Linked DNA regions of Mus musculus: regions 2 and 3 are each linked to region 1. The links are chromatin loops, found by intact Hi-C in ENCODE. Cell type or tissue: gastrocnemius. All regions are shown on one strand. Links, peaks and the distances in the headings refer to the core of each region. The heading gives the core; the rest is flanking DNA.

Region 1 (10,183 bases), core at 2,711-7,710:
CCAGCGTTCCTCCAGAGCATTCTCCCAGCTGTTCCTCCTGAAGCTCCCCGACGGCCTCCTTAAATAGCCCCTTCTCCCCGTTTCCCCAATACCAGCAGCTCCAGGCTGGCTGTATCAACTGTTGAAGCCTCAGCTCAGCTTCTCCTGGTCCCACTGTCTTCTAATGGCATCTTCTGCCCCAAGTGCCTTCTCCTCTCATCTGCTGGCCCAATCCCTTCTTTTTAAATAAATCTTGCCCCCATAAATGTACGGCTATGTCAGCCTTGGACGGTCTTATGCCTTTCCTTGATGACCTTCTGGTCCCACACTGGCCTTGAAATATAGCTATCAATATGTAGCCCACCACACATTCTGTTTTAGCTGAGATAAACGTCCAATTCCTAGAAACTGGGTATAAACTTTTTGAAGCGGCCATTCTGAATACCAAGATTTTTGTGAAGTAATAGTTGCAACAGCTCCTGTATCCACCAAACTGTCTATTTCAACCTCATTCTCTTGCAACTTTAATTTTGGCCTCGGATCATTAACAACTGTTTGCCAGAATGCGCATTTTCTAGGACTTCCAAACCCTCCTGATCGATTGTTCTCCAGGGAGCAGCCTTGCCTTGGATATAGACAAACAGTAACATCTGAGCAGTCCTATCACCTGTGTTAAAGCATATTTTTTTCATAAGCCATTATCTTCATTTCTACTTTGAAATTTTTCACCTATAATTCCTGGATGCACAATCAGTCCTTGGGAAGTCAAACTGCTCCTTCCTGAGACCATTCCTACTGTCCCTGAGGGCAAAGGACCATAAACTCCAGTAGTTATTTTACAAAACTGAATTGGGGGAGGGGTAGTGTAGGATGTTTATCTGTGACCGAGTCTAGAGCGGGGCTGCATTGTAGATCTGCAATGCTTAGTTGAGCCTTTTCTGCCTGCTTGTTACTTTCTGGCTGACGAGAGGCAAACAGCTTGTGCTTTCTGCTGTGTGGGGCTCCCATTTTGTTTCCTGATGGCAAGAAATTGCCTTGGGTCTCTTTTGGATCTACACTCATTGGTCCAGTGGCGACCCCTTGTCACATTGCCAGCTCACCCCCGGAAGCCTAGGCCTTCTTTACGATTCCTATTTAGAAAAACCATTGTCCTTGGAGATGTCTCATACACAATTTTGTTGTGAACTGTCATATACCCTGTAGTTAAAGCGCTGCACATTTTGAGATCTAGAGTCTTTAGCTATGGCTTGCCCAGTTATCAACAGCATTATATATGCTCGGACCAAGATAGGTCGTCTCCCCGATCCACTCTTCCCTGGGTGCCACCCTCGACCTTAATAGATTAATAACCTTTTTTTTTCATTCCGTATTTGCATTTTCAAATGCCTGGGTCTCAATTAGCACTTGGATCAGGGTCTGATATGGCTTTGCTCACAGCTGAACCTAATTTTTGTAAAACAACAACAAACAGTGAAAACTTGCCCTGAGCCTTGTATACTTTTTGTAATGGCTCAGCCAGTCTTTCAACCTTTTTACAATCAAAATAGCCCAGAGTGAGGAAAAGGAGAAAAGAACAACAACAAACAAACAAAAACAAACAAACTATCTGCTGCAGAAAACCATGTGGGAGTGTCCCAATCCGAAGCCTCCGCAAACACCTTGTGGGCTTTTTGAAACAAAGTATCCATCTCTTCTTTTCTTGCCTGTGTTAGTAACCAGTTCTCTTGGCTCTCAGTTTTGAGCCAAGCCCTTCTCCTAGCCATTCCTCCCTCAGTTCCCCAACATTGTGCTTAAACAGTCTCTTCTTCCAGTTTTCCCAATACCAGCAGCTCCAAACTATATACCAACTGTTGTAGCCTCTCTGCTCAGCTCAGCGACTCTGGGCTCCACTGTCTCCTTATGACATCTTCTGCATCAGTCCGCTGTACAGAGAGACTCCTCTGATGTCTGAGTGAGGGCCCCAACCTGGATACATACACACACACACACACTCACACACAGATATAAACGTATAGGCTGTTTCCATTTAGCTGAACAGTAGTGGTAGCTTCACCCCTGGGGCCTCTGAGTTCCTGGCTAGGTTTATAGTACCAGGTTTACCACAGTTTCCTCCTGTGGCCCAGGCCTTAAATTCAATCAAAGTGGTTGCTTGCTCCTACTGACTTCTGTGCAACCATTGTGTCCAGGGATGTCTCTTGCCTCATGCTCACTGTTGTGGTTCATAGGGTTGACAGTTGGCTGAGACTTGATGGTGACATTTTCCTTTCGCTAGCCAACACAGTCCCTTCCAGTCCTGTGGAAGCTGGCCTCGGCCAATGATTCATCTGTTAGGATTATTCTAATTTAGCTTTCCAACCCTCGGCCCTCAGCCAATCCCAGGTCTCCAGGACTTGTGTCTCCTCCTGTGCCACGGGAACATTGAACCTTGGACCAACCGCTCCCTGTTTCTCCAGATTGCAAGCCCTGGTCAGGACCATTCTATTCTCTACCACAAGGAACCCAGTGGCTTTAGATCCCAAACATGAGTCTGTGCAGCCGAGTGAGCTCAGCATCTCTGCACCACCTCAGCTCATCTGGCATGATGTGCTCAGGGCTCACAGACGCTGTGGAAAAGACAGAGCCCCTGCCTATAGCAATGAGTGTCACCTCAGCATTTGGGGCTAACGTGTTGGTTTTCATTCCCCATATACGGACATGAATTTTGAAAATCAGCCAGTATAGTGGCCTCTTATTCCACCTTTTCCTCAGAGGGCTCTCCTGTGATGTGGGTAAGGGTTTAGGGATGAGTGAGTCGCTGTGGCCATCAAGGCGAGTCACTATGCCTAAAAGAACCAAAGCCATTCGCCACTGCAACTGGGTGCCCAGGCAGATGTGGTGGTGTTCATGAGTGTTGGGAGTCTGAAGAAGTCAAATAAGATGCAAACATGACTGTGTCCCAGTAGCTCAAGCCAAGGCAATCTGCACATGGCGCGTCTCCAGGTAAGGAGATAAGTCTTACAATCAAACCAATAAATTACCAACAGATTCAAAGGCCAAGGGATCCCGAGGCTAAAGGAGAGGTGGCTGGGGTTGGGGTGCGGGGGGTGGCTGGAGAGATGGTTCAGCTGTTAAGAGCACTGACTGCTCTTCCAGCGGTCCTGAGTTCAATTCCCAGCAACCACATGGTGGTTCACAACCATCTGTAATGGAGTCTAATGTCCTCTTCTGGTGTGTCTGAAGACAGCTACAGTCTATAGAATAAAATATTTACAAAAAAAAAAAAAAAAAAAAACCAAAAAAAAAAAAAAAAAACAACCCAACCCTTAGGGAAGAGTTTTTTTTTAAATGTATATTAGACTCTCACTAATGATATATTGGACCCTGACAACAATACCTGCTGCTGGGAACGGCCGTAGATTCTCGTCCCATGTCAGCACTGGTCCTCTCCCAAAGCCTGGTCTCGTCCTGAGGGACCAGAACCAGGGGCCAGATCACAACTGAGGAGGGCAGGAACATAGGGCCAGAGAATCGCGATCTGAGAAGGCTGGGGGAGTGTCTGTGAGTGTGGCAGAACAACATCACACAAGAGCGTGGACAGATGGGAAAGGTGTCACTGCGGGTTCTGAACCCACAACCCCACCGCCACCACCACCACCACCACAACCAAGTGTCAGAAAAACAGTAGGTCAGGCAAGAACGCTGCACGGACAGTTCCAGTTCTCACTGGACATATTTCCCAGGAGGTGGACTCTTTCCAAAAACAAGAGATCAATGGCAAGTAAGGTAGAAAGGCTCTGGCTAGGCAGGGTGAGAGAAACTCGGGAGTGGACAGACTGAGGTCAGGATTGAGTCCTCGGGTGGAAGAAACTCTGTGAGGAGCACTCTTTACAGGAGAAGGGAGGTGAAATCTGATGGAGAATTGACCGAGTACCAGCAGGGAAACCCAAAACAACGGCAGGGAGAAAACATGAAGGCCCATCCCTCATAGTCTTTCTGCCAAGGAGATGATGCTGGGGCCTTGTTTCCTGAGAGCACACTGGGTGCTGACCAGAGCTGCGGAATCAGTGTATTCTTGGAAGACCTTGGGCTCCAGGGCAAAAGAATAAGCCGGGCTTCCACGATAAGAGAACGGAGGAGAGAGCGAAAGCAGAGCCTTCCCGATGGAAACGGAGCAGCGCACTGACGAGCCTCAGGGAGGGGCACAGGAAGTGTGGACTCCATACCAGCATGCTGGCTCGGAGGTGTGAAGGGCCGACATCTGAGTGGTCATAGGTGACCTTGGGTCATACTGCTGCCATGACGCCTTCCAGAGGGAGGGACAAACTGACTCCAGTCACTAAAGTCTCTAGAGCAACAGCCACATGAGACAGGTGACAAGTGTCCACTGGGCAGTTGTGTCTAGTAGAGACCCAGCATGGGACCTGAATCAAGGGAGTGATGGCAGGTGACTAAGGGGACATCCGTGCGATCCTCGAAGTTCTGCCTCTGCGTAAAGTTGTCCTACAATGTGCTTATGCTACAAGAAGATTTTGCTAGCAGCTGGTGGTAAGTGATTAATATTAACTACACATGAAAGAGCAAATGCATTCCCATGCAATATATACATTAAAATAGAAAAACCTAATGCATACACACCACACACAGGCACAAACAGACACCACACACAGACACAGACATATACCACACACATGCCACACACACCACACACACACACATACACACACCACATCATACCACACTACACCACACACATCACAAAATTAAATGGAAACCCAGCTGCAGAGGGCCTTCGGGGTGGACCTATCTGTGCTACAGCCTGCCAGTCTTATGCGGTGGCTGTTACACATCCATCCTGTGTGTGTGTACGATTTCAGATCACCATTTGTTCTTTGTGGCATCTGTCTGCCACCCGCATACTCTGCCCCCTCCTCTGGGACCACAGAAACTGAAGGTGCAGACCCGTGAGCTTAGCCATGTCTTTTCAAATACCTGTGTGGCATATGGCTTCTCGAAAGGGCTGTCAAGAACTCCCCAACCCGCTAAGGTGTTCTTCACCCTCCTTTAAGATGAAACAGAAAATGCAGAGACCCAGAAAGTGACCTCAAAAATTCAAAAGTCACTGGGAAAGAACTGGCTCTGGAGACGCCCATGAAGGTCAGAATGAAAAGGGTTCCAGGAGAGAGGAAATCTTAGCCCTGAAATATCCCTTATCCAATGTTGCAAACACAATCACACCCACACTGAAATGGAGTGTTTATTTAATGTCTAATGTGTGGCTGGTTTCCCTAAACATTTGTTTGTTTTTGTTTTTTTAAATACAGGTTTATTTCTTTGAGAATTTCATGTATTTACATAATTTCCACCTCTCCCCCCCTCCTCTGTTGTGTTCCCCTCACTCTTCAAATTCATGACCTCTTTTTTTTTTTTTCTTTTAAAATTGTCACACACAGACACACACAACCTACTGGGTCCATTCAGGATCGCTCCCATGCACACGTGTTTAGAGCTAGTTACAAGTGCACACTGCCACGAGCTGTTCCACGAGCTCTGGATAGCCAACTCGGCTCTCCATACTCACACAGAAGGCTTTACCAATGGAGCCACAGCTGCCTTCATGGCCTCTCTTGGTGGCTTTGCACCCGCATCCCAGCCTTAAAACATCCTCAACGTCACAGGGACGTCCACTTCCCATTCCGACCACTAGATGTCACTATGTACCCGGCCATGACATCTCGCTTCCCGGTTCCTCGAAGCCCGCAAGTTCTGGTGCGTCCCGCCCTTCCCAGAGGATGGGCCAGAGAAGGAGCCTCTTCTCTGGGTTCTCACACGGTGGTGGCACGGTAACTCCGCAGCCAACTCTCAGGATGCGCATGGCTCTTTCACTGATCGTCTCTGACAGCTCCTACCCCGTGTGTAAAACAAAAAACCCCACAACATTAATACTCTTTGGGTGTTTGTCCAATGAGAGTGATGTTCCCTGTTGAAACCTGCAGGAACCCCCACAAAAGCCAGTGTGTGTACTCCGAGCGTGTGTAACCCCAGCACTCAGACTCCTTGGAAGCGTGATAGCCAGCTAGCCTGGCATATAAGGTGGCAAAACTGACACCAGGGCCTCAAAAGACAGTGGCACTGACACCCAAGACCGTCCTTTGACCTCCACACATGTGCTGTGGCATATGCATGCCAGGACTCATGCAACATCACACACATATCTTGTGCACACAGCGCTCAAACACACACTCTCACACACACGTACACATGCAAACACGTGTTTTTGTTTTTGTTTTTTTCCGGAAAATGACTGGGATGACCCACAGTACACACGTAGGCAGGGGTTGTTCAATCAGACATAAGGTTTTACGAGACTCCAAATGCCTGAGATGCCCAATTATCCTGCTGCCTAGAGATGTGGCTGTTTACTGAGCTGCCTTTACATGCTGGGCACACAACAGACAAAGCCCGGAGAACACAGAGGCTTCTGAAGCACGTGAGGTAGAATTTTCCTCTAGGCCATCACTCCTGAGACCACTGGACCCGGGAAGGCTGACAGTAGTCCTCAGACGCCCACACTCCAGCCATGTTCGCGTGACCATCGCTGACTCTGCTAGCACACGTCTAGGTAGCCACGTTGGTGGGAATTTTGTTGTCAGCAACACAGCATTTAGCCAGGTACAGTGACACAGTCCTGCTGACCCAACACTGGAGAGTGTGAAGGAGGGGAGTCAGAAGTCCACAGCCAACCTGGCTTGTAACAAGTCATTTTTCCTCAAAATAATCTCTGAGTCACTCACAGTGCACACACATTGTATGTTTGGGACCACCCGGGAGCATCCTGTGGTTGGGGGAGGGCGTGTGGGCCTCAGAAGTACCACAGCTCAGTCAACTACTCTGGGAAATACACAAGACCCGAAATAATGTTCAGGTTGAAAGTGAGTTTTGAGAATTAGAGAAGGCAGTGGTTTAAGGAGCCCGAGAAACAGCATCCCAAACTCTAGATTCTTTTTTGTTAACTGGTGGTAACTCGTGTTGGGATTCATCCGCAGGCTACTCCCCTTGTAACTCCTTCACAAAAGACTGCAAACACCGAGACAACTTTCCCCTCGCCACGCAGGTCGCGTGCTCTTTCTTAAGCACGACTTAGAGAAAGGAAAAAACTGAAATCTAGTCATGCCCCTGTAATTGTAACACACGTTAACTTTGCGCATGCCCAGATCAGACACCAGCCATCCAGTGACCCTAACTTGAGTGACAATCTTGCAGACATATGAGCAGAGTCCCATCCTTCAGTCAATGTCTGCATCCTAGACTCTGTCACACCCCAGGACCACATGTAGCTGGAGACAGTGGGGAGTGCATAGCTGGGACCTCACCTGAGGTCTCCCCTTTTCTACAGGGACACTCACCTTCCACCATCACCATGGACAGAGAAGTCATTTGTGATGGGTTGTATATCCTTGACCCAGAAAGTGGCACTCTTAGGAGGAGTGGCATTGTTGTAGTGGGTGTGGTCTTTTTGGAGTAGGTGTGACCTTGTTGGAGTGGGTGTGGCCTTGTTGGAGTGGGTGTGGCCCTGTGGAGTAGGTGTGTCACTGTAGGTATGGGCTTTAAGACTTTCATCCTAGCTGGCTGGAAGCCAGTATTCTGCTAGCAGCCTTCAGATGAAGATGTAGAACTCTCAGCTCCTCCTGCACCATGCCTGCCTGGATGCTGCCATGCTTCAGCCTTGATGATAATGGACTGAACCTCTGAACCTGTAAGCCAGCTCCAACTAAATGTTGTCCTTATGAGACTTGCCTTGGTCATGGTGTCTGCTCACAGACACCTTTGTGAAGACTCCTACGTGGGAGCTATCTGATAACTGCTCTTCCACTTTGTGTGTGTTTGTGTGTGTGTGTCAGTGTGTGTGCATGTTTGTTGAGTGAACCGAAGTCCCAAGTATGGGTGGAAGTAAAAACTCACTCATTGCCCCATCATGGGTACAAATCTGTTGAGTTTCCTGGCACCCTCATTTCGTGTCAAGCCAGTCAGAACTCTGTGGTACCGAGCACCCGTGCGAATAAGATTCATCTCTTCATTATCTAGATTTCCCAAGAGCTTAATCCTTGGCTCTGTTTGAATCTTATCTTTTCCTCTTCACAGATCCCTGCCTTCGGCAAGATGTGAGAACACTATCATTCTCAGTGTTTGGGGCGTTGCTAATCACACACACGGTTCCCAGCAGAGTGTGTGTGTGTGTTACAACTTCACAAGCTTAGTTTGCTATTGTCACAGCAGGGAGCATGGTGGCACACAGGCAGGCAATGGATCAGTGGCTGGGAGCTAGCTACATCCTGACCTGGAGTCAGAAAAGAGACACCCTGGCATGAGCATACACTTTGTGAAACCTCAAAGCCCAACCCCAGTGACACCCTCCCTCCAACAAGCCCACACCTCCGAAACCTTCTAATCCCTTCAAACAATTCCACTCCAGGCTACTGAGCATTCAAATATATGAGCCTGTAGGTGCCATTCTTGTTAAAGCAGCTCTCACGCCACCTCGTGTCCAGGTGACTGTGAGCCACCACACAGAGGTGGTGTACTGTACTCAGGTAAGCACTCCTAACCACTGGTCCATCCAGCCCCATGCTTGCATTTAAACAGCAGTGAAGGGCGGGTTTAAGGTCTATATTCCGGGGTAGCTGTGTGACCTTGGTCAAAGCCTCTCACAAGGCTATTTCCTTTCCTTCTTGAGGAACAGATAGAAATGCATCAAGGCTACCTCTGTTAGCTGAGCAACAAGCTATGAGACTTGACCGGGCCCCACAATATCACCGTTGGTAATTACAGAAGTCACCCAAGGCTGATTGGTGGCCAACAGAATTTCTTAGGCTCGACAGAGCCCCTGGGATCGTGCTAGATTTTTTTCCCCCCATGTAGCTCTTGGCTGTTTAAGCGTTCCCTTCCGAGCAGGCCTTGAGCCGGCTCTGCCAATGGCTTTCCTGGGACGATAATTAGATTTAAGCCCCCGGTCCAGTCAATAGATTCTCATCTCAGGGTTACCAAGCCGATCATGGCCAGTAATTTACAGCTTGAGTTGTTCTAAAATCAATACAGATTTTGCTCTTCAACGAGAGGGCTGTAAAACAGGGTGACAGGAGGGCCCCCAAAGCCGTCAGCTCAGGAGCGGAGCGTTTACCAAGCCTGCCTGCGGAGGGGCCTTGCAATTAGAGCAGAGCGAGGTGGATGGCCTCCATCCCATGGGCTGTGGCCAGAGGCAGCAGGAGCTCCCCCTGACAGGGCCTGTCTGCTCTCAGCTTTGGAGCTCTGTGTGAGTCCGTCTTGTTTGACAGGTGCGGTGGGAAGGGAACAGGTTTCCAGTCAGGTTGAGTGGCCTTTGGACATGACAGTGCAGTTTTCTACACTTGGGGCTTAGCCTGAATTCCTTGATGCTTGGGCCTCTTATCTGTAAAATGGGCAGATAATGGAGACCGTAGCCCAGATGGAGAGAGGAAGCCATATTTAGACAGCTCTGCAGATCCCAGTTCCCATGGTCCAAGTAAATACCCAGAAGAGAGCGGGACTTTAAAAAACCCCAGAACTTCCAGATGTGTTGACTTGGCTGTTGTTTTGTTTTTGTTTTTTGAGACAGGGTTTCTCTGTATAGCCCTGGCTATCCTGGAACTCACTTTGTAGACCAGGCTGGCCTCAAACTCAGAAATCTGCCTGCCTCTGCCTCCCAAGTGCTGGGATTAAAGTCGTGCGCCACCACCGCCCAGCTGTGTTGACTCTTGACTGTGATTTCAACACTGGGAAGACAGAGGCAAGAGTCTGAGGCCAGCCTGGGCCACACAGTGAGCTGCAGGACTGCCGGCATTCCAGATCTTGTACTGTCTGCTCGGGTGTGAGTATTGGTCCCATTTTTCTGATGGGAAAATCAAGTCAGAGATGGGGAGGGTTTTTTTTTTGTTGTTTTTGTTTTTGTTTTTGTTTTTTTTGCTCGAGCACAGACAGCCATCAGAATGGTGCTGTGGTTTGGATGTAAAATGTTCCCCCTGGCAGTTCAGAGTGTTCAGAAGCTGGGCTCCCAGCCAGCTGTGCTGTTCGGGGAGGTTTTGGGAACATCAGGTGGTAGAGCCCCCGTGGGAGAAAATGGACAGGAGTGTGTGCTTCTCTGAGGAAGCAACATGGGGAGAGGGGTGGGAGGTGTCACTCCCCAGAGCCTCAGGCACAGGTGAGGACCCCGTGC
Region 2 (10,183 bases), core at 1,756-6,755, 110 kb after region 1:
GCAGCTCCCACTACAGTAGAGGGAGAAAATCACCCAGCCCTGCCCACAGCTGAAGCCTGAAGCTCTGGGTGCTGTCTTCTGTCCCCCCCCCCCCCCACACACACACATATTCTTGGTGATATGGGGGTGTTGAGGTCATAACTCGGAGATTCATTTGCCCTGCTGGATTAAAAACCTCCACTGTGATTGGCCCCTGAAGCTTATCCCAGCCTTGCCCAAAAGTTAGATGCCTTACAAAGACTCTCTTCACACTACGGGCTAATAGATGGCCAAGGATTTTCATTTCGAGTTTCCCTTCCCACTGCCGGGCACTCTGCAGAGCTGCAAGCACGCCAAAGCTGGTTTAGCACTTGATGTTGCTTTGTTTTCCTGGTGAGCCTGTAAGATGCAGCTGCTGTCATAGCCATGGCACCAGAGGCTGGAGCTTCCATGGGGGACCCTGCTCAAAGTCACACTGCAATGCTGAATATGTGCTCTCTCTCTCTCTCTCCCTCTCTCTCTCTCTCTCTCACACACACACACACACACACACACACACACACTCACTCACTCACACACACACTCTCACAAACACACACATACACACTCACTCTCACACATGCACACAACACACACACACACTCTCACAAACACTCACACACACTCACACACACTCATACACAGCCCAGGTTTCGGTGTGCATGTGTCCAGCCCCTCCCACACCTGCTCCAGACCCTTCTTAGCAAAGATTCTCAGAATTCCCATAACTCCGTTAAAGAAGTACAACCCTGGATAGGAAGGATCATTGGTCCTGTCCTTCCATCTCTGATTTCCTCCACAACAGAGGTCAGCAAGCCAGGATCCAGACCCACCAGGCTGTAAATAAGGCTTTATTTAAACAGGCTTAGCCACAGGCAGTACTTAAGCGTTTTGTGTGCTGCCTAAGAGGAAAAGGCAAAGACACCCACTTCATAATAAGAGCTCTCTAGAGGCTCAGATTCCCAAAAGAGAGACAATGTATCCTAAGACATTTCAAAGCCAGGAGTCAGTCTAGAATGACAGTCGTGCTGACTAAGCAGTTGAAACATCTTAAGGTGAGCCCCTCCTCCATGCCTCTGCCTGACCTAGTGCTGCCGCCCTGTCAGGACCAGAGTCCTCACACAGATCGTCTGCCCCGTGTCCCGCACGCTGCCTGCTGGTCCGGAAGTTCTCCAGGACTGGGAAATTTAAGGGCTTATGGGAAAGTTAGGAAGTAAGACAGGCTGTTAGGTAAAACAAAGAACTCAGCCCACACAGGGAATCCCAGCTTGGGAGGCTCAGCAGGAGGATTACCTTGAGTTTGAAGCTAGGCAGGGCTGCACAGCAAGACCTCATCTCTGTAAGCCAAGGAAGAAAAAGAGCTGAGGGGGGAATGGGGACAGGAAACAGAAACAGAAAAACAGACAGAAGGGCAGAAAAGGAAAGAGGGTGGAAGACAGGAGAATGAGAGGGTATGGGGTGTGATGGGGGTGGGGGAACAAGCTCAGGGGATAGCTCCTACTCCAGAATGCTGAAGAGTTTTAAGAATCATGTGGCTCCAGGGACTCTCTGATGAGGGCCATTTTAGAAGAAGCACCGGAACTTTTGACCTGGCCCTGATGGCAGAGCACCAGTCTCAAGAAAAGATCACTGGTCCCTTGCTCCTTCCCACTGGGTGGGGCTGGGTCGTTGCGGGGCAAGCTTTGGAGATCACTTGCACCCTAGCTCTGCAGCTGACTAGCTATGGAGGACCCACCCTAAAGCTGCCTTCGTGCCTCGTGCCCGTCAGCCATCCAAGACCCTGCCTTATGGATGGAGAAACTGAGGCTTCTTTGCCATGGCATGCCTCTGGCCATAGAGGGTCTCCATAGTGGGGAAGTTGCCATGGTGATGCAGTCTCTTACTCGGGTGGAGTCTGGTTTCATTACCCTTAGCATGGGGTCCACAGAGGCTGAGGCAGCCACACCCCCTTCCTCACCACAGCTCCAAGGAGAAAGATGTTAACCAAATATCCTCCATGCTGTAAGTAATTGGAAGTCATAGTGAACTGTAGCCAGGGCTGGTTACGCCTCTGACCAAACATAGTTTATTTTGAGCATCTGTGACTGTTATTAATAAATAAGAGCTCTAGAGTTCATTGCTAAACCGAGACCCACTCCTTTACCACACTAGGTTCAGGCACGACAAACAAAATCACGCCACGCAGACACCCACCCTAACCTGAAGGAGTCGACCTACTTGAACCCAGCCCAAAATCTTTTGTTAATGTCTCCCAGCTCCATCATGCGTTTCTGCCTGCATTGGATACTGGAGCTGGTGGAGATGAGCTCTAGAGAAGGAATGGAGGGAGTACCATCCCCCTCGCCAGCTGCTGAGTGCCTTCAGTGAGTGGGGGGGGGGGGGTCCTAGAATGAAAATTGAAAACAGCAGAGGTCCCTCTGGGCAGGACATTCCACTCCTTTAATGCATCTTTCCCAAGCCCACATGGTTTCTCATCAGCCACAGCCCTGCACATCACAGGCTCATAAATGCTGTTTCCCTTGCCAATGATTGGCTGAGAGTGAGCATGTGACTCACTATAGCCAATGATTGGCTGAGAGTGTGCATGTGACCCAGTATAGCCAATGATTGGCTGAGATTGAGCATGTGACTCAGTATAATGCGGAAGACACCTAGGCTCTTTCGAAAGACTAAGTCCATTAGCGAGGCCACCCAAAAGCCCACACACTCGGCTGGAGCTAAGGCCAGGTGGTTAATAGCACATCCCGCTCTTGCAGAAGACAAAGTTCACTTCCCAGCTTCCACATCAGGAGGCTCATGGTTGCCTGTGACTCCAGCTTCAGAATACACACACACACACCTTAAAACATCTTAAGAAGGAAGGACACCCCCCCCAACTATACTCTGGGAGCTTGGAGTGGATAGAACCCCGCAGAGGGGAGTCATACTGCCAGAAGATTCCAGTGGATAAACAGGCAGAGTGCAGCCAGGTGGGGATGGCGCTCATTTGTTCTGCCCAGTCTACACCCAAACGCTGCTCTAGTACAGACTTCCTTCCTGGGTCACTCGGCTTCCTTCACTTGACCCCACAGCATCACAATCACAACTCTGTCTCTGTAGAACAGTGAGGGCACAGAGCAGCAGGCACGCTGCCCAGGGTGACACAATGGGATCTTCTACCATTGCCCCAGAATCCTCTGCCTTCACCTCCCTCCACCAGAACTGACACATAGCCGAGCCCTAAGAATGGACATTCTGACAGTTACAGCCATTGAGTAGCCAAGGTGGCCTGTGCTGAATGCTGAGGGAATGGAGACCCAATCCCCAAAGAAGGAAGGGAAGACAGCAATGACAGAGTATGATTGACAGGTAGGAGAGATCACAGGGGCTGGTCAAGGCTTTGCCAGCCACCGTGCCTGGGGCAGTGATACTGTAAAAAACATGCCTGACATTGAGACGGCATGGTCTCTTCCTGCTGTGGGTGGACCATATCCAGTCACCTGTCAATCCCTTTGCTAGGGAAATAGGAGTAGTTGTCAAACATTCAATGTGTCCTTGCAAGGTGCTCCGGGGAGGACTCCAGGTGGTCCTAACGATGATAACAGAACAGCATAGAATCACACTGCACAGTGCTGGCCCAAGTCACCATCAGCTGTGTGGCCTCAGCCATTCCCTGTCCTCTGAAGGCTGTTCACATGTCCTTCTGTGAAATCATGGGAAATTCCTTGACTCTATGATGAAGATGTCAGGAAAGAAGATGGAGCCCTCTGCCCCCAGCTACAACCATGACTGTGCTTTCTCGTTCCATGGCTCCGGGGGGGGGGGTTGTCTCTCTAAAATCTTCTTTGAAGAGGTTCCTGATACTAAAAAGGGGGACATGGAGGAAAGGGTGAAGGGGATGAGGAGGAAGAGGAGGAGGGTGAGAAAGAAGACAGAATAGGAAGAAGAGGCGACATGGAGAAGGGAGTGGGGGGCGAAAAAGAGGAGGAGGAAGGGAGAGAGGGGAATGTGGAAATGGGAAGGGTGCCCACCGCCCACGGGGCAGGGTGAGAGGAAGCAATAGAAGAATAAGAAGGGGAGGAAAGGGATGGGGGGGTGGCAGGGAGAAGAGAGACAACTCGAGAGGAGGGAAGAGGGGAAGAGAGAAAAGGGAAAAGTTAGAAGAGGTAGAGGCAGGGTAAACAACACCAGCTCAGAAGCCCCTGGTAGAAGATTTTCTGTTACTCGGTGGCTGTACTGGCTGGTTTTGTGTGTCAACCTGACACAGGCTGGAGCTATCACAGAGAAAGGAGCTTCAGTTGGGAAACAGCCTCCGTGAGATTCAGCTGTAGGGCATTTTCTCAATTAGTGATCAAAGGGGGAGGGTCCCTTGTGGGTGGAGTCATTCCTAGGCTGGTATTCTTGGGTTCTATAAGAAAGCAAGCTGAGCAAGCCAGGAGAAGCAAGCCAGTAAGAAACATCCCTCCATGGCCTCTGCATCAGCTCCTGCTTCTTGACCTGCTTGAGTTCTTGTCCTGACTTCCTTTGGTAATGAACAGCAATATGGAAAGTGTAAGCTGAATAAACCCTTTCCTCCCCAACTTGCTTCTTGGTCATAGTGTTTTGTGTAGGAATAGGAACCCTGACTAAGACAGTGGCTAAGGGCACCATCTTAGAAGTCTCCCCAGGCCTGGATCCTCTGCTGCCAGACAAGAATGTAGCCTTTGCTCTGACCCTGGCCAGGAGGGGGCGCTGGAACTCCTTTCATTTTGACAGTCCAGGAGGGTATTTAATTTGCACTTTCCTAACGCTGGGGAATGTGAGCATCTTTTCCTTTGTTTCTTAGCCACATGGATTTTGTCCATAAAATCCTAACTTTCCCTCTTCTCTTTTCTTCTTTTTTTCTTTTCCTTTTTTCTTTTTTTGCCATTTGTCGCGTGTGTGTGTGTGTGTGTGTGTGTGTGTGTGTGTGTGTTTAACACTGTGGATATAATCATAAATCTAATATAGTCATGCAATATGGATTTTTTAAAAGATATTTATCTTACTAGTAGTCCAGGCTGGCCTTGAACTTATAAAAATCCTCCTGCCTCAACATCTGAGAGGGCTGGGATTTCAGGTATGAGCTACCATGCCCTATATATAGTGTGGATTTTAAAAATCTTTTACTGGCTTTTGCTTTGTTTTTAATCTCATGATAAGGGCACAGACTGTACTATCCTGGGAGGATTAAACAGCTTAATTTGGGATTCCTGGTGTATTATCAGATAGTTTATTCTGTTACTGACCAGCTCAGAGCACAGGGATGTGGTTCTGTGGTTATTCGGATATGTGCGCATCTTTGGAGTTGGTTACAATCCTAAGGCCAGGCAAAGTGATCTGTAGGAATTCCCCGTGAAGAGGCACTCAAAACCTGGAACCTGGCTGACCTGTGTCTACTTGGTTGAGAAGTGGGTGGCATGACTGATCCACGCTGGGCACTATGCTCTAGAGGCAGCATCAAAGATACGCTCATCCCTGGGAGGTGGAGGCCAGTGGGAATTCTCTATGAACAAGAGAAATTAGCAAGGTAGCACCTGTGAATCATCTCGGCTGGTCAGTCCTGCCAGGGACACCGCTTGTGGCAGAAGCAGACCTCACCAAACATGAGCCGGTATCCGGGTCTCTGGTTGCTGGGTTACACCAGCAGGGAGCGCTGGGTTATATCAGCATTGGTTGCTGGGTTACACCAGCATGCACTTGTACCATTTTGTATCTATTTCTCGTTCTGATGAGGCTACTGTGTAACAAATAGCCCTAGAAAGGTTGGAGATAAACAGCAACAGTGTGGCAGCATGGCCAGCCACTCTGATTTGCTGTTCTAAATAAGCTTTCTTAACCCTCTGGGCTCATCCAACCAACAGCAGGCTCTTTTTCACCCATCTTCTATGGTCCTTAGACAAACAAACAGCCTGGGTGTGGTCTCCTGGTGTGGACAAGGGCACCAGCAGGATTGAGCCTTTTCTTGCCCCGGTGTGAGCAGTTCACCTTCACTGTGACTCCAGTGGGTTTGTGGTCACCTGGGAGACCCGAATGTGTCTGTGAGGATGTTTCCAGAGCGGAGTGAAGACCCACCCACCCTCCACTCACAGCTCTTAGGTATCAAGGGCTAAATAAAAATGTGATGAGCTGAGCGCTGCCATTCATCACTTCGTGCTTCCTGCCTACAGATGCTAAGTGACCCTCTGACTCATGCTCCTTCACCACCATCTCCCACCATCACCGCGACCTCCCCCACCATGATGGAAAACACCCTCAGACTCTGAGCTGGGGTCAACCCTCCCTTCCTGAAGTTGCTTTTGTTGGGTGTTTGTAACAGCAGCAGGGAAAATGGAGGAGGGGTGGCACATGGGGGAGGGGTAGTTTAATCCCAAAGCCAAGGACAAGAGTCATGGACAGAGAAGGTACTGGGGTCTTTGCTGCTGTGATCACAGCAGTGCAGCAGGCAGGCTACAGAAACAGGTCTGGATGGGACCCACCATTTGCTGCTGAGGTTTTACATGGGATCCCTTCCCAGAAATCCCCCCACCCAGCCCTAGGTCACACCACAACCTTCTTGCTTTCTCTCAGCTCTTTGCCAAGGGACAGAAATCTCTGCAGTGCGGCCCTCCTGCTGCTAATGGCTTCTCTGTCTCTCTTAGGGATTGTGCACCAGGAGACCTCACTAGCTTCTTCTGATGATGTTCTCAGTGCCCCCAGTCCTAGCCATGCAGACGACAGTGACACAGCTCTGCAGCTCCTTTCACAGGGACTCCACAGCCACTGTGTCTTTTTCCTGATCACTGGCAAGCACTGGGTAAGTGTTATATGGTTCGCCTTTCTCACTGTGAGCACCAGCAAGGTGTGGATTGTTTCCATGTCAAGACAAACGATGGCTGGCTCATCAGGGTTCAGCAGAAAATGGAGAAACTTCTGCCCCTGGATTCTTTCTAACGGTCTGAAGGCTCAGGATCCTGCATGTGACCCACCCTGTTTGGACTTGGATGGAGTCTCCTTGACTGTTGCTAATGCAAGTGACAATGGAGGGATGGAGATGTCCAAGGGGAGGGAGTGGTTGACTTAAAGGTGCCAGGGCCTGTGGATGCAGGAGGGGACTCTGGAGTCTTTTCACCTGTGCAGAACAGCCCTGCTCAGAGACAACAGGGCACATGAGCATTGATCGTCAGCTTCTGTGGAATCTGCCCTGAGAAAAGGAAGGAGCCGCCAACCTAGAACAGAAGCTCCCCCTAGTTCTATGTCATTGGCAAGTGACTAGACCTCTCTGGGCCTTGGCCAACTTACCTGTAATGTAGATTCAGTGGTCAACATTGTTCCTCAACTTGACTGGATTAGAAACACCCAGGGGTTTGGTAAGCCCACTTCTGGGTGTGTCTGTGAGCTGTTTTCAGAGACCTTAGATTGACAGTCTGATCCAATTGATGGACCAATGACTTCATAGAACGATAGGCTGCCAAGTCAAGAGTTGGACTGGAGGGGTGTTCTTGGGATCTCGGTCCTCTTCTTTCACAGCCCCCTCCTGTTCACCAAGAATTAGGGTATAACCTCTACCAGGCTCTCCCAGCTCTTGCTGCCATGTTCTGCCCAAGTGCTCAAGCCGAGCGACTAGGGACTGAACCCTCTGAAAACAGAAGGCATGCGCTAAGCCCAGTCCTTTCCCCTTTAAGTTTTTTGTGTGAGGCATCTGTCACAGGCACAATGAGAACTTAACTAATGCCACGGCCCAGCGGCTCAGCCGTGGGTAAGAGCTGTGAGCTCACACTCAGGAAGTTGGGCTCAGAATCCAGTCTCCCACAAACAGCAGCACCACCCCTTTAGATACACAGAGTGGGGCTCTCTGGGCAGTCTGGAGGAAAAAGCTGTAGCCTCACTGGGTGTCTCCTCAAGTTAACTAAGGACGGCCAGAGCAAGCCAGGATTCTCAGACTAAGATCGGGACCACAGTTCTGAACTCTGCATTGCTGCCCTAGGAGCTGACAAGCAGGGCTTTCTCTGCTGACGCTGATGGCAAGCTGAGAGCTTGTCACAGCAGACTGCTGTGGGGCAACGCTGGGAGAACACTTCTGAGCTGCCTGCTTTGGGAACATTCCCTCTCACCCCCACATCATCTCGTGACCCCAGAGCCACGTGTGGCGAATGCAGAAATGGCCATAGTCTTCTGCCCCTCTCAGCACATACCATCTCCCATCATGGCTCCATCTTCTCCCACTAACACACAGAGTTAAAATCCTTGACCCTGGGCTAGCACTGTCACTTAAGTCTGGCTGATTGAAGATAGCTGAAGCAACTCTGATAGTCCCTAGCTCTTAAGGCAATGGGATGGTGTTCTGTCCTTTGTAACATTGGTCAGCTACAGGGTACGAGCCCAGACTAGACTGCTAAGGCTGGTAGAGATACTTTGTCCCAAAACCAAGAGGAAAAAGCCACCTCATGCAACACCCAGACACAGAAGCAGGTCCACATGGTCCAGAAGAGTGACCAGTCAACTCACATACGGTAACTGAAAGGACTGAGGCTGTAAGTTTGGGCATGGTTGTTATGAAGCAGTAGCTAGCTGATACACTGTGTGTAACAAAGAACTCAACTCTCTACCTCATTCCAGAATGGTACGAAGAACTTCACATCCCATTATGCCCCTACTCAGTCCTCACCAAGACCTGCAGAGGACACGAAGGCTTGGCCAAGCTTGTGCCAATTGTGCCTCGCTCAATGAAGAAGCCAGGATTGGAACTCAAGCCTACCTGATACCAGAGTCACTTCTTGAATCTGAGAACCATTCTCAGAGTGGAGCCACCCTCCCAACCTGGCCCCTGCTTCCTGGAGGTCCTTCTCAAAACATCTGTGGACTTTTGTCCCAGGCCATTCTTCTTAGTTGACTTTAATCTCCTTCATCTGGAGCCCCACACGAGGAAACAACTCAGTGGACCCCCCATAACATTTAGAGGTGAAGGCTGTTTGTTACACAGCTCTACCGTAGCCATTGCTGACTGAGGCATACACCCTCCTGGACTGGGCAGTGTTTTCCTGAATGTCCATCTCTGCAGTAATCTAGAGTGAGGTCCTACTAAGTGCTCTGCCCAGATGAGTTCTTTGGTCCATCGTTATGTCAGCCAAACCTGGCACATAGTGAAGGTAGGGACCAGGAGTGACTTTCCCATTGCATGAGCGGCGCCTGAATAACGTTAACAGTAATGAGTTTCTAGGTGCTGCAAAGTAGTTGCTTTTTTTTTTTCCTCGTTCATTTTTCAGTGTATAAAGCAATGGCTGCATTGTGACACTTAGATGCACAGATGTCATCTTACTCGGTTCATATTCATGCTCCTGCATTACTCTAAGTTACTGCTCACTTCATAAGGACGTTATTTAAGGTTATTTTATTATTATTATTTATGTGTATGTGTGCACACCTCTACCTCTACCACAGTTTGCATGGGATGGGGGGAGGGGTCAGAGGACAACTTCATGGAGTTGGTTTTCTCCTTCCATTTTTGTGCATAATCTCAGGACTTCAGTTGGTCATCCGCCTTGGCAGCAAGCACCTTTACCCACTGAGTCATCTTGCCATCCCCAGCAGTTACTTCCTTCCAAGCATCGTCTCCTGAGCTGAGAATATAGCTCAAACAGAAGCCGGGGTCTTGGGGGCTAAGGTCTTTGGGGTGGGGTCACCAACAGGTAAAATGTGTAAGCATGTAGCAACATACTGTAAGCATGTAGCAAAGTATTGTGAGCACATAGCAAAAGTATTGTAAGCACATAGCAAAATATTGTAAGCATGTAGCAGAGTAATACCAGCCAATATTTTAAAAACAACAGAATGAATTCGGGAATCAGGAGGGGCCATGTCTGCTAGTGGCCAGTGAGGGAGGCCCTGTGGAGGGGCAGCTTTGGAACCCAGCAAGGAGCCCAGAGCACAAGGCTCCCTGTCTAGCCTCTCCTGCTAAGAGGGGTTTGCAGGGTGAGTTCAGAGCGGCTGCAACCTCAGTGGGTGGGGAGGCAGCTTGGTTATTCTTCGCTGTGTGGCACAGGAAGAAAAGGTCCTTTGGGCCGCCAGGGCTCCTGACAGCTCCTACAGACAGGGTCCAGACCACAGGGTCCCCTGCTGCCAAGTCTGGTTGGAAATTCTTTCCGCCTGAGGTGGTAGAGAATGTGGGGAATGTGGGGTGTGTCCTAGG
Region 3 (10,183 bases), core at 1,997-6,996, 450 kb after region 1:
TGTACTTTTTTTTTTTTTGAAACAAGATCTTTCTATTATGTAGAGCTTGTCTTGGAACTACTTGGAGACTAGCTCCCTGTAGGCCAAGCTGGCCTTGAACTCACATTGAAAGACCCCCGAAGGGAGACCCTCACTCAGACACTCAAGTCCCGGGACAGCCGCGTACCCAAGAAGACACTGAGACCATACATAAAATGTAGAAGGCAAGATTTAATAAAGCAGCGACATGAAAGCACACAGACCAGAGCTCTGGGGTCGAAACTCGTACACCTAGTGACACCTAGTGGTGTAGAGGAGAATCGACGACCAGCCAAAATTTTTCACAGGCTTATATAGTAAAACTCAAAGGGGGAGAACTGGGCAGGGAAAGTACAAGTTTACATCACTAGGGAGTTCTGCCAAGGGACAAGGGGTTCTGCCAAAGGATTCTACGTAACTAAGGAGTCATGTCCTATCAAGGAACCTACGTAACTAAGGAGTACCTGGTTCATTTTGAGGTTGTTCCAGGAGGCCTTTATCTCAAAAATGTTCTTGGAACAGTTTTTAGTTGGGAGGGTTCGAACTTTAGGGTGAGGAGTTTTGGGGTGAAAAGTTTAGGAGTGTTCTGGGAACAATCTCTAGATGGGAGGGGGTGGGCTCCGAGGTAAAAAATTCATGTTTTCACAAGAGGCCAGTAATTTTCTATTCTTCAACATGTCTCTACCTCTTGATGTCTGGGACTAATGGTGTGTGCCACTGCACCTGACTCCCCCCCCCAAAAAAAGTACCATTATACTGGGGGAGGGAGTAGTCCAGATCTCTGATTTTCAGGCTCTGTGGCTTTTGATTATCAGCCTGGGAAGGGAGTCTCAAAGAGGAAGTAACTAGATTAGGTTGGTTGCCCTGTGGGCGTGTCTACAGGAGATTTCCTCCAGCAGGGAGAACCCTCCACTGTGGGTAGCACCATTCCTTAGGAGAGGATTTCAAATGGCACAAGTCTTTAGAAAGGGATCTGAGCTGAGTGTGAGTTCATTTCCTCTCTCTGCTCTTACCTGGTGTGTGTGTCCGCCACTTGAGTTCCCCACGGTGATGGATGTGCAAGGACCCACCTGGGTGAGAGATCAGTGGGAGAGCGTGACAACTGGTTTAGCTAGCAGCAAGGCATCATGCTTAGCTAGCAGCAAGGGATCACACTTAGCTAGCAGTAAGGGATCCTTGTTGCCGGGACTGTCTGCAGGAGGGGCACAGGTAGGTGGGGGTGGCAGTGTCCTTTGCCCTCTGCCTAGGGACCACCCAGGAGGCACAAAGAGGCCCTCAGAAAACAGCCAGCTGGGTCTCAGCCTGTCCATATCCTTCCTAACCCAGGGAATAGAGAACTTGTGAACAGGTAAACAATGGCCTCTGGGTGACATGGATAGACACAGAGGCACCCATCCTGTAGGACAAGAGATCAGGCTCATCTCCACATCCAGTACCAGGGTAAGGATGGAGTGAAATGTCATTCCCCAGAAGAAGCGTGAGGACACACAGGAGGCCAGAGTGGTGGCTAAATCCATCCAGAGCCCAGAAGCAGCTCTGATAAGTGAGCTGAGCCCTTGTGTTTGGGACATTGTTCCTTCTCTGCCTCCGGTTCACCACAGAGCACTGAGATCCCAGGAACCATCACGTGACTCTGAGCATTCAAACTCGGATTCTCTGCTTGACAAACACTTTTACTCACGGAGCCCTCTCCCAAGCTCTTCTGATCGTTTATAGTTTTTAAATTCTTCAACTATACATGTAGATGTGTTTCTGTACAGGCATATGTAGGTGAATGAAGTCCCCACAGCAGCCAGAAGAGGGCGCTGGATACCCTGGAGCCTGAGTGACAGTTGCGTGTGAGCGACCAGAGGATGCTGGGAACTAAACTCATGTCCTCTGTAATGACGGTGAGTACTCTTAAGCGCAGATTCACCTCTCCAGTCCTTTCCTGAACTTTTTTTTTTTAGATTTTTTTGTACATGTATGACTGTTTTTCTTGCATACATTCATGTGAATCACATATAGTCTGTGCCCATGGGAGTGAGGAGAGGACACCCAATACCCTGGAGCTGAATTACAGGTGTTTGTGAGCTCCCACGTGCTGGGAACCCAATCCAGGTCCTCTGCAAGAGCAGCCAATGCTCTCTCGATCGCTGAGCCATCTCTCCAGCCCCTTCCTGGATAGTGTGTCATTGGGATTCACTTCTACAAACAGCCTGGCTCTGTCCGTGAGCTCACCGGGTCTGCGGGTGTGCTGGGAACCGCTTTGTTTATTCTGAGTACTAGCCCACTGTATGGACATATCACAATGTAGTTACCCCTTCGCAGGCTGTTAGGACTGAGGCTGCTCCCAACCTGTGGACCCGTTCAGATCAGCACGTGTTTGCATCCTCTCGGGTAAAGGTCTCGAGTGGGATGCCCAAGCTTTACAGCGACTGGTGAGCTCTATAGGAACTTGCCCAACTGGGTTTCAGAGCAGGTGTAACATATGGGACCCCATCAACCATGCGGAGCACCCCAGCCCCTCCCCATCCAGCCGGGTGCTGCTCTTTTTCAGTTTCAGTCTCGGTGTGCCCTGACCCTCAGTGGGGTTTCCCTGTGCATTCCTCTGACGGATGATGGTGTCAAACAGCGCCTGCCTCGGGGAAGCACCTGGAAGGCCTTTAGGGACCCCTCCCTTCCTCATCCCAGCCCTCTACAACCCTCTGCTGCCTTTCCCAAGGGCCCACGTTGGAACCCTGAGGTCTTAGCTAGCTCTTCCTCTCACTCTAACTCCAGTTTCTCGCAGGTGTGTCTCCACCCTCCATTAATCCGTTCATCCATTGGGTTCAGCTGCGAGCTACCAGCATCCTCAGTCTCCCCCACCCCGCCCCCGCAGCAACTAACTCATCCTTTTTTGGATACTACCCCCACCCCCACTCCTGCCTTGTTCATTTCTCTCACTCGCACCACTGGGTCCATGCTAGTACACGCTCTAACACCCTGTGGCTTGTGTGAGTGGCAGAGAGAAAAACTGCCGGGATCAGCTGTCAACATCCATGTGGGGGGGAGGGGGTGGTGGGAGGGGGCAGCCCCTGACACGATGGGCGGAGTCACGGACTGAACATAAACTTAGTCCCCCTTCTCTTGCCTGACCCCTTATGCCTGACCCCACCTCCTGTCCGACCCCCTCCCCGCCTCTTCCGGCTTTTTGGCAATGCAATCTGTGTGCTCCCAATTTTTGAGTTCCAGTTTCCCCCAGGCAGCAGCTCAGGTGATCGTCGCACCCCTATTTACAGCCCCCACCCCCGGTGTGAGTGCGATAATATAGGTGTCAGGCGTGTAGTAAGTGCAGAATAAAATGCCAACCCTCTGTGCTAGGCCCCAGCTCTGCTTTGTCTTGCTCTGTACAGAGAGGGGCTGGATTCTACCCTTTCAGTCACCCTTCCAAGTATCCTTGCTCTTTCTCTGTTTCAAGGAACAATTAAAGGACAATAAGAGAGACTTCCGAGTGTCAGGGAAGGTCAGCAGGATGAGTCTTTGGGGGCACAGAATTCCCCCAGAACCCCAGTGTGATCTGGAGCATGGGATGATGTCACAGTAAGAGCAGAAGGGCCCGGGCTCCCACATTCTCTGTGTGATGGGGGTCGGGCTGGGCTTCACTTCACTGCACCTCCGTTTCCTCCTCTGTGGAATGGAGATTTGAAGGTCTCTTTAGAAACCGTTTAAGGGATTCAAGACGTTCTGAGGACTTGTGTGGGTTTGCTGAGAGGGTGCCTTGACCGACTCAGGCTCTGCGTGGTCAGGGGCATACAGAGATGGGGCAGAGGGGGGCATCTGTGAGCCAGAGACACCTGGAATCTTCCCAAGGCCAGGTGTCACGTTTTGAGAATCAGTTGTTTAGCGAATACATTGCCAGAAAAGCCAAAAGCTTCCACACTCAAAACCCCGAGCTGGGCCTCCGGACACCTCCTCCCAGAAGCAGGTGGCTGGCGCCCCCTGGTGGCTGTTCACCTCACCCAGCGGGTGACCCATCCGAGAAAGAAAACGTTCTTATACAGCATCCCCAGGAAGGGGACGAGGACCCTGGGGAATTGTTATGGTGCCCTCAAATCCTGTAGCTTCCAGGTCTGTGAATCCTCCCCGCTACTTTTTTTGATCCAAAGGGAGGATAAACCCAGGATCTGCTCAGTCCGCCAGCTGGCGGCCTCTGCAGGTCCAGAGGAAAGCAGCAGACATTGCCACCTCCAGATACTGGGACATCTCCCTACACTCCCTGCTCTGTCCCTGAGGGCCCCATCGCCTGCCACGTTCCTTCCTGTCTTTCTCTGTGGCTCTCTTCCTTCTCCATCCCTCTCTCCCATAATGAAGCCTTTTCTTCGAGCCCTGGAATTGTGGGTCACACCCTCTGCAGATAGGGCAAAGCCTCTTCTTCCCAAAGAGGCTCCAGAGAGTGTTTTTTGGAAGAGAAAAACCATCATTCTTCCAGGAGACAGGATGCTGTATGGTTCAAGCAGCTGTCCCCTTCTGTCTGTGGAAAGGATGGAAGGAAGGACTTGGGGCAGGACAAGCAGCGTGAGAGTTATGGGTGCCATGATGCCTTGGTGTCTGAGTGAGGTGGGCATGTCCATCATCTGTGTGGCCCACAGATGGGCAGCCCTCGTGGCTGGCTTGGGTGGAGGGGCTCTTGGAACATAGGCTCTAAAGCCAAGGTCAGAAAGCTGACAAAACTGTGACCCTGTGTCTCGCTGCTCTGCAAATAGGGGTTAATAAGCTCACAGAGCCTGATCCAGCTTGTTGCCTGTTTATAGGTGTGTGTGTGTGTGTGTGTGTGTGTGCGCGCGCACATAGAGGCCAGAGGACATCTCAGCTGTTGTTGTTCAGTAACTTTCTTTTGAGATGCTCTCTTATTGGCCTGGCCTGGCCTTTTGGAGGTAGGATAGACTTTAGGTGACCAGTGAACCACTATGCCTGTCTTTGCTGCCCCCAGGGTGGGGTTAAGAGTGTGAACTCTAGTCGGGCGCGGTGGCACACACCTTTAATCCCAGCACTTGGGAGGCAGAGACAGGTGGATTTCTGAGTTCGAGGCCAGCCTGGTCTACAAAGTGAGTTCCAGGACAGCCAGGGCTACACAGAGTAACCCTGTCTCGAAAAACAAAAACAAACAAACAAAAACAATAAAAGAGTGTGAACTCACCATCTTAGCCTTTAAAAAAAAATCTGTGGTTGGCATCCCACACGTGGTGTGCAGTCCTGTCTCTCAGGTGAAGCATGGCTAAAAGCCTGTGGAGTAAGTAGAAGAGGAAGATGCGTGCTGACAAGAGAAGACTGCGCCAAGAGAGCTCAACAGATGGAAGAGTATCCTCAGAGTGGACGGAAATGCTCTAATGAAAGACGTTGAGGAGATAACAAACCTCTCCAGGAGAAAATGCAGTGCGAGGAAGGGCGGTGTGGCGCGGATGAGGAAAAGGATGACATGAAAATGGAAATTGAAATTAAGAGAAACAGAAAGACTCTTCTAGACCAGCATGGCCAGTACCCAGTGTGGATAAACCAGAGGCAAAGAAAAAGACAAAGCCAACAGAGAAAAGAAACGAGGGAAAAACAGAGCAAAGGCTGCAAAGGGCCTGGCCTGGTAGACCTTAAAGACTGGCAAGGGAGCCAGGCGTGGTGGTGCACCCCTTTCATCCCAGCACTCAAGAGGTGAAGGCAGGTGGATTTCTGTGAGTTCAAGGCCAGCCTGGTCTACAGAGCAATTCCAAAGCACCCAGGCCTCCTTTACACAGAGAAACCTTGTCTTGAAAAAACAAGCAAACAAACATAAAAGAGAAACTATTTGTTTTCAGTTTGGACTTAGTTCTGTAATTCAAAACCAAAATAACTCATTTGTGTTAGAAACTTGAATAAAATCTCTTTGGTGATTAAAAAAAAAAATCTGACAGGGCTGCTGAAGGGATGGCTCAGCTGTTAAGAGCACTGACTGCTCTTCCAGAGTTCCTGAGTTCAATTCCCAGTACCCACGGGGTGGCTCAAGTCTGTAATGGGATCCGATGCCCTCTTCTGCTGTGTCTGAAGACAGTGACAGCATACTCATAAACATAAATAAATCTTTAAAAAGAAATTGGCCAACACCAAAGGGACCTTCCTCCTTTGACCCACCTTGGAAAGGGTAGATTCAATAAAGTTCTCTAGCTTGTGTAGTTGTGTTCATATTTACCTGTGAGTATGGATGCCAGAGAACAGTTTTGGAGAGTCAGCCTTCTCCTTCCACCATGAGGGCCCCCCTGGAGCTTAGGCCATGAGGCGTAGCAGCAAGCACCTTCACCGGCTGAGCCAGCCAGCCAGACCCAGCTTTAGTTTTCTCGGAGACAGGGTCTCATGTAGCCCAGGCAGTTAACGAGCCAAGGATGACCTTGAACTCCTGTACTGCTTGGGTGATGGGCATATGCTACCTACCACGTGTCGCTTAAACCCTCCAGTGCCCCTTGCAGTTGCCCAAGCATGTATTAGATGTCTAAGAGCGGTGTGGACAATGGTCTAAGCGCCCTCCGGGAGGGCTGGAGATGGCAGCCTAGGCACATGAAGGACTCAGCTATCGTTTATTATAATATGTTTATTGGATGCCTGTGCTGGGCCAGGCCGCAGCGCGAGGTCATTCTGTCACTGTACGGAAACTCGTTGGTTCACACGGGCCCAAAGGAAGGACCATCCCTCCAAGCCAGGGACCTGGGAAAGCCAGGCTACCTGCCACTGGAATCAGAGAAGCAGACATGGCGGCCTCCCACAAAGCTCCTCTCTTACCGGGTTACCATGGCAACCAACAGAGTAGCTTTTGGGAGTGGAATAAGGGAGCTGAGTCTTTCTGGAGAACGCAAGGACAGGTATCCAGTGACCTGCAGGGAGACACACAGCGGTGGGCGCTCTAAAGACTCCCGTGAATACATTTCACCCAGGAAGCCCAGATCTATGACCTCTGTGACCAGCGGGTGAGAGTGGAGCTAGCAAAGGTCTCGCTTAGGTGGGCAGGCAGGGGAGTCTAAGGGAGGAAGCTGTGCAGGGTGAGGTCGTCCCCATCCCGGTCCCCACTGGGCTCTGTCTTCAGGTCCTGGACCTTGGGCAGGCCCCCATTGGCTGTGACAGGGGCCCCGTCTCCCCCCTCAGGTAGCAGGGACGAGATGCAGATCATCTCCGTGGGGGAGTAGTTCCGCACTGGGTACATGTGGGTCTTACGGGACAGACGGACCGCCAGCACCACTGTGCACACGAGGAAGATGGTGGCCAGAGAAGCCAAGATGAGGATAATCAGCAGACATTGCTTCACCGGGATGAGATCTGAACTCCCTGGCAGGGTTGGGGCAGGTGAATTCCCAGGGGTCACAATCAGCCCTTTCTTCAGGCCGCTGTCAGGTAAGTGAGTCACGGATGGCCCAAGGAAGATGGTAGACTCGTTAGACTCTGTGGACGCCGTCTCCATGGTGGTAGGTTCTGTGGAAGGGACTTCGGTGGCTGCAGACGTTGTAAACAGAGTTTTTACAGCCTGAATCCTGGGAAGCTGGGTGGTCTCTGCCTCCGTGGGTGCTGGTTTTGAGGTCTCTGCCTCCGTGGGTGCTGGTTTTGAGGTCTCTGCCTCGTTGGGTGCTGGCTGAGAGGTCTCTGCCTCCGTGGGTGCTGGCTTTGAGGTCTCTGCCTCCGTGGGTGCTGGCTTTGAGGTGTCTGCCTCCATGGGTGCTGGCTGCGAGGTGTCTGCCTCCATGGGTGCTGGCTGCGAGGTCTCTGCCTCCATGGGTGCTGGCTGCGAGGTCTCTGCCTCCATGGGTGCTGGCTGCGAGGTCTCTGCCTCCATGGGTGCTGGCTGCGAGGTCTCTACCTCTGTGGATGCTGGTTGGACGGTCTCTACTGAGGTTAGACTCCACTGTGTGGCAGAGTCTGTGCTCAGCATCCCAACAGCTGTCCCTCCTGTACCTGGGGCAGTAGGGTCAGTGGTGGCAATCTTCTCAGTGGCTCTCTCGGAGGTTCCAGCGCTCGTGGAATCTCTCTCTAGCATGACCACGGTGGTTGGCAGCTCAGGGTGAGCAGCCACGGTGTTGGTGACATTTTTCAGCAATTCTGGGGGGTCTGTGTTATACGTATAGTCAGGGTCCTCAAAATCGTCATCCCCAACCACCTGCCTCCGTTCCCGGAGATGCACAGGACCCGGGGCTTCCTTGGTTTCATGCCCCCAGGGGTCCTGCAGCTGAAGGCTGTTGCCAGGGCCCAAGATGGTCAGCAGCACAAGGAAGCTTGGGGACATGGTACCTGAGGAGACAGGAGCAGAGATATGGTTTAGCCTGCCCCCACCGAGGACCTCAAGACAGTGCTGGCCTGGTCTGGGGCAGGCACGGTGGCGGCAGACATCTCCTGAGTTGAGACCCTTGGCTGGAAGCTTTGTGCATATCCACACAAATAATGCCAACCGACCATCAGAGAAGGTTCCTTACCCTCCCGTAAGGTTTGAGTTAAATTTTGTTTTCTTTCTTTTTTCCCCCTCTTTATTTAATTTTTAATTTTAATTATTATATCTTTGAGACAAGAGTCTCTCCCTAAGCTGTCCTTAAACTAGTGATCCTCCTGCCTCAACCTCCTGAGCGCTGAGATTATAAGTAGGACCTACCATGATCAGCGATTAAATATACATTTTTTTAAAAAATCTATTTATTTTTGTGTTTGGCCTGCTTGGATGTCTGTGCATCCTGTGTATGCAGTGTCTGAGGAAGGTGTGGGATCCTCTGGAACTGGAGACACAGTTGTCGGAGCTGGGAATCCCTGGTCCTCTGGACAAACAGCAAGTGCTTGTTTTGTTTTGCTTTTGTTTTCTCGAGACAAGGTTTCTCTGTGTAGCTCTGGCTGTCCTGGAACTCAGGACGAGTGTCAGGATTAAAGGCGTGGGCCACTACGCCCAGCTACAGCAAGTGCTCTTAACCACTGAGCCTTCTCTCAACCCCTAAAATAATATATTTCTACTAAGCTCAGGACTGCAGGAGGCCAAGCTATAGACTGAGGTCAAGGCCAGGCTGTGTAACTCAATGAGATTCTGTTTCAAAAGAACAAAAAAATATATATATATAAGGGAAGAGAGAGAGGAGGGAGGGGAAAACGTGGTCAGGATGTAGAAAGAAAGAGAGGGAGAGAGAGAGAAGAGAAAGGGAAAGAAAGAAAGAAAGAAAGAAAGAGAGAGAGAGAGAGAGAGAGAGAGAGAGAGAGAAGGAAGGAAGGAAGGAAGGAAGGAAGGAAAGAAAGAAAGAAAGAAAGAAAGAAAGAAAGAAAGAAAGAAAGAAAGAAAGAAAGAGAGAGAGAGAAAGAGCAATAAATGTATGTATATATTTTTAAAAAGATTTAAAGAAGCCGGAAGGGTCTGGGCATGGTTACACATGTTTGTAATCACACTTGGGAGGCAGAAACAGGAGGCTCAGGAGTTCAAACTCATCCAACTGCATAGTGAGTTTGAGGCCAGCCTGGGCTACATGAAACCCCATTTCGAACCCTCCCCACCCCACCCCCACACACAAAGAAACAACCCCCTCAAAGCAGAAGCAAGTAGGGGCTGTGACTGTTAGAGAGCCGGCTGAGAGTGTGCGAGGCCCTGGCTCCACTCCCAAAGCCTGAAAATATGAAATTAAAAAAAAAAAAGAAAAAGAAAAATTGTGCAGGGTATGAGAGGATACACCAGCTCTCTGGAGGCAGAGGCAGGTGGATCACAGAGATCATGTAGTGAAACCCTGTCTCTAAAAAATAAAAAGTAAACAAAAAGAATAGAAAAAAAATTTGGTGGGCCAAAACAACCCGTTGGGGTTTTGTTTGTTTGTTTTATTGTTTTTTGTTTGTTTTGTTGTTGGGTTAAAATGTTTTGTTTGTTTGTTTTATTTTGTTTTGTTTTGTTTTTTCGAGACAGGGTTTCTCTGTGTATCCCTGGCTGTCCCGGAACTCACTCTGTAGACCAGGCTGGCCTCAAACTCAGAAACCCACCTGCCTCTGCCTCCCAAGTGCTGGGATTGAAGGCGTGCGCCACCACCACCAGGAGGAAATGGGGTTTGACGCACTGAGCAATCCCCCCACCTCACATACAAAGTTCTTTTTTTTTTTTTTTTAAAGAATTATTTATTTAAGTATATGAGTACACTGTTGCTGTCTTCAGACACACCAGAAGGGGGCATCAGATCCCATTACA

Evidence for each region. A loop is a pair of places that touch in the nucleus more often than their neighbours do. Peaks named below come from ENCODE experiments on the same cell type or tissue, not always from the same donor. Only the 100,000 strongest peaks of a DNase experiment are listed, where the experiment ranks them.
Region 2: it touches region 1 in a loop (9-fold over the local background); 18 of 42 quality-filtered maps call a loop at or near these places.
Region 3: a loop joins it to region 1, with 6 times the contacts of the local background. A loop is called at or near these places in 22 of 42 quality-filtered maps.

The regions. Positions count from the first base shown.
Region 1 is chr5:113,360,438-113,370,620 of GRCm38, forward strand. No RefSeq gene overlaps it. Among named protein-coding and RNA genes, the nearest start is that of Aym1, 8.2 kb to the left of the region's middle. In gastrocnemius, for the core only: no CTCF peak of the experiment used is centred there; DNase peaks (open chromatin) are centred at 2,937 and 5,691.
Region 2 is chr5:113,466,890-113,477,072 of GRCm38, forward strand. Gm30812 (a long non-coding RNA gene) reads left to right here. Exons shown (of 3, transcript XR_389557.3): 2 at 6,657-6,811; 3 at 8,614-9,294. Among named protein-coding and RNA genes, the nearest start is that of Gm30812, 7.3 kb to the left of the region's middle. In gastrocnemius, for the core only: a CTCF peak has its summit at 4,723 (motif pointing right); a DNase peak (open chromatin) is centred at 4,722.
Region 3 is chr5:113,811,975-113,822,157 of GRCm38, forward strand. It overlaps Selplg (selectin, platelet (p-selectin) ligand), which reads right to left. Exons shown (of 2, transcript NM_009151.3): 2 at 5,824-8,274. The coding sequence starts at 8,269. The coding sequence ends at 7,016. It overlaps Gm42004 (a long non-coding RNA gene), which reads left to right. Exons shown (of 5, transcript XR_878692.2): 4 at 1,779-1,907; 5 at 2,329-3,010. It also overlaps the pseudogene Gm19931. Among named protein-coding and RNA genes, the nearest start is that of Selplg, 13 kb to the right of the region's middle. In gastrocnemius, for the core only: a CTCF peak has its summit at 3,989 (motif pointing left); a DNase peak (open chromatin) is centred at 3,966.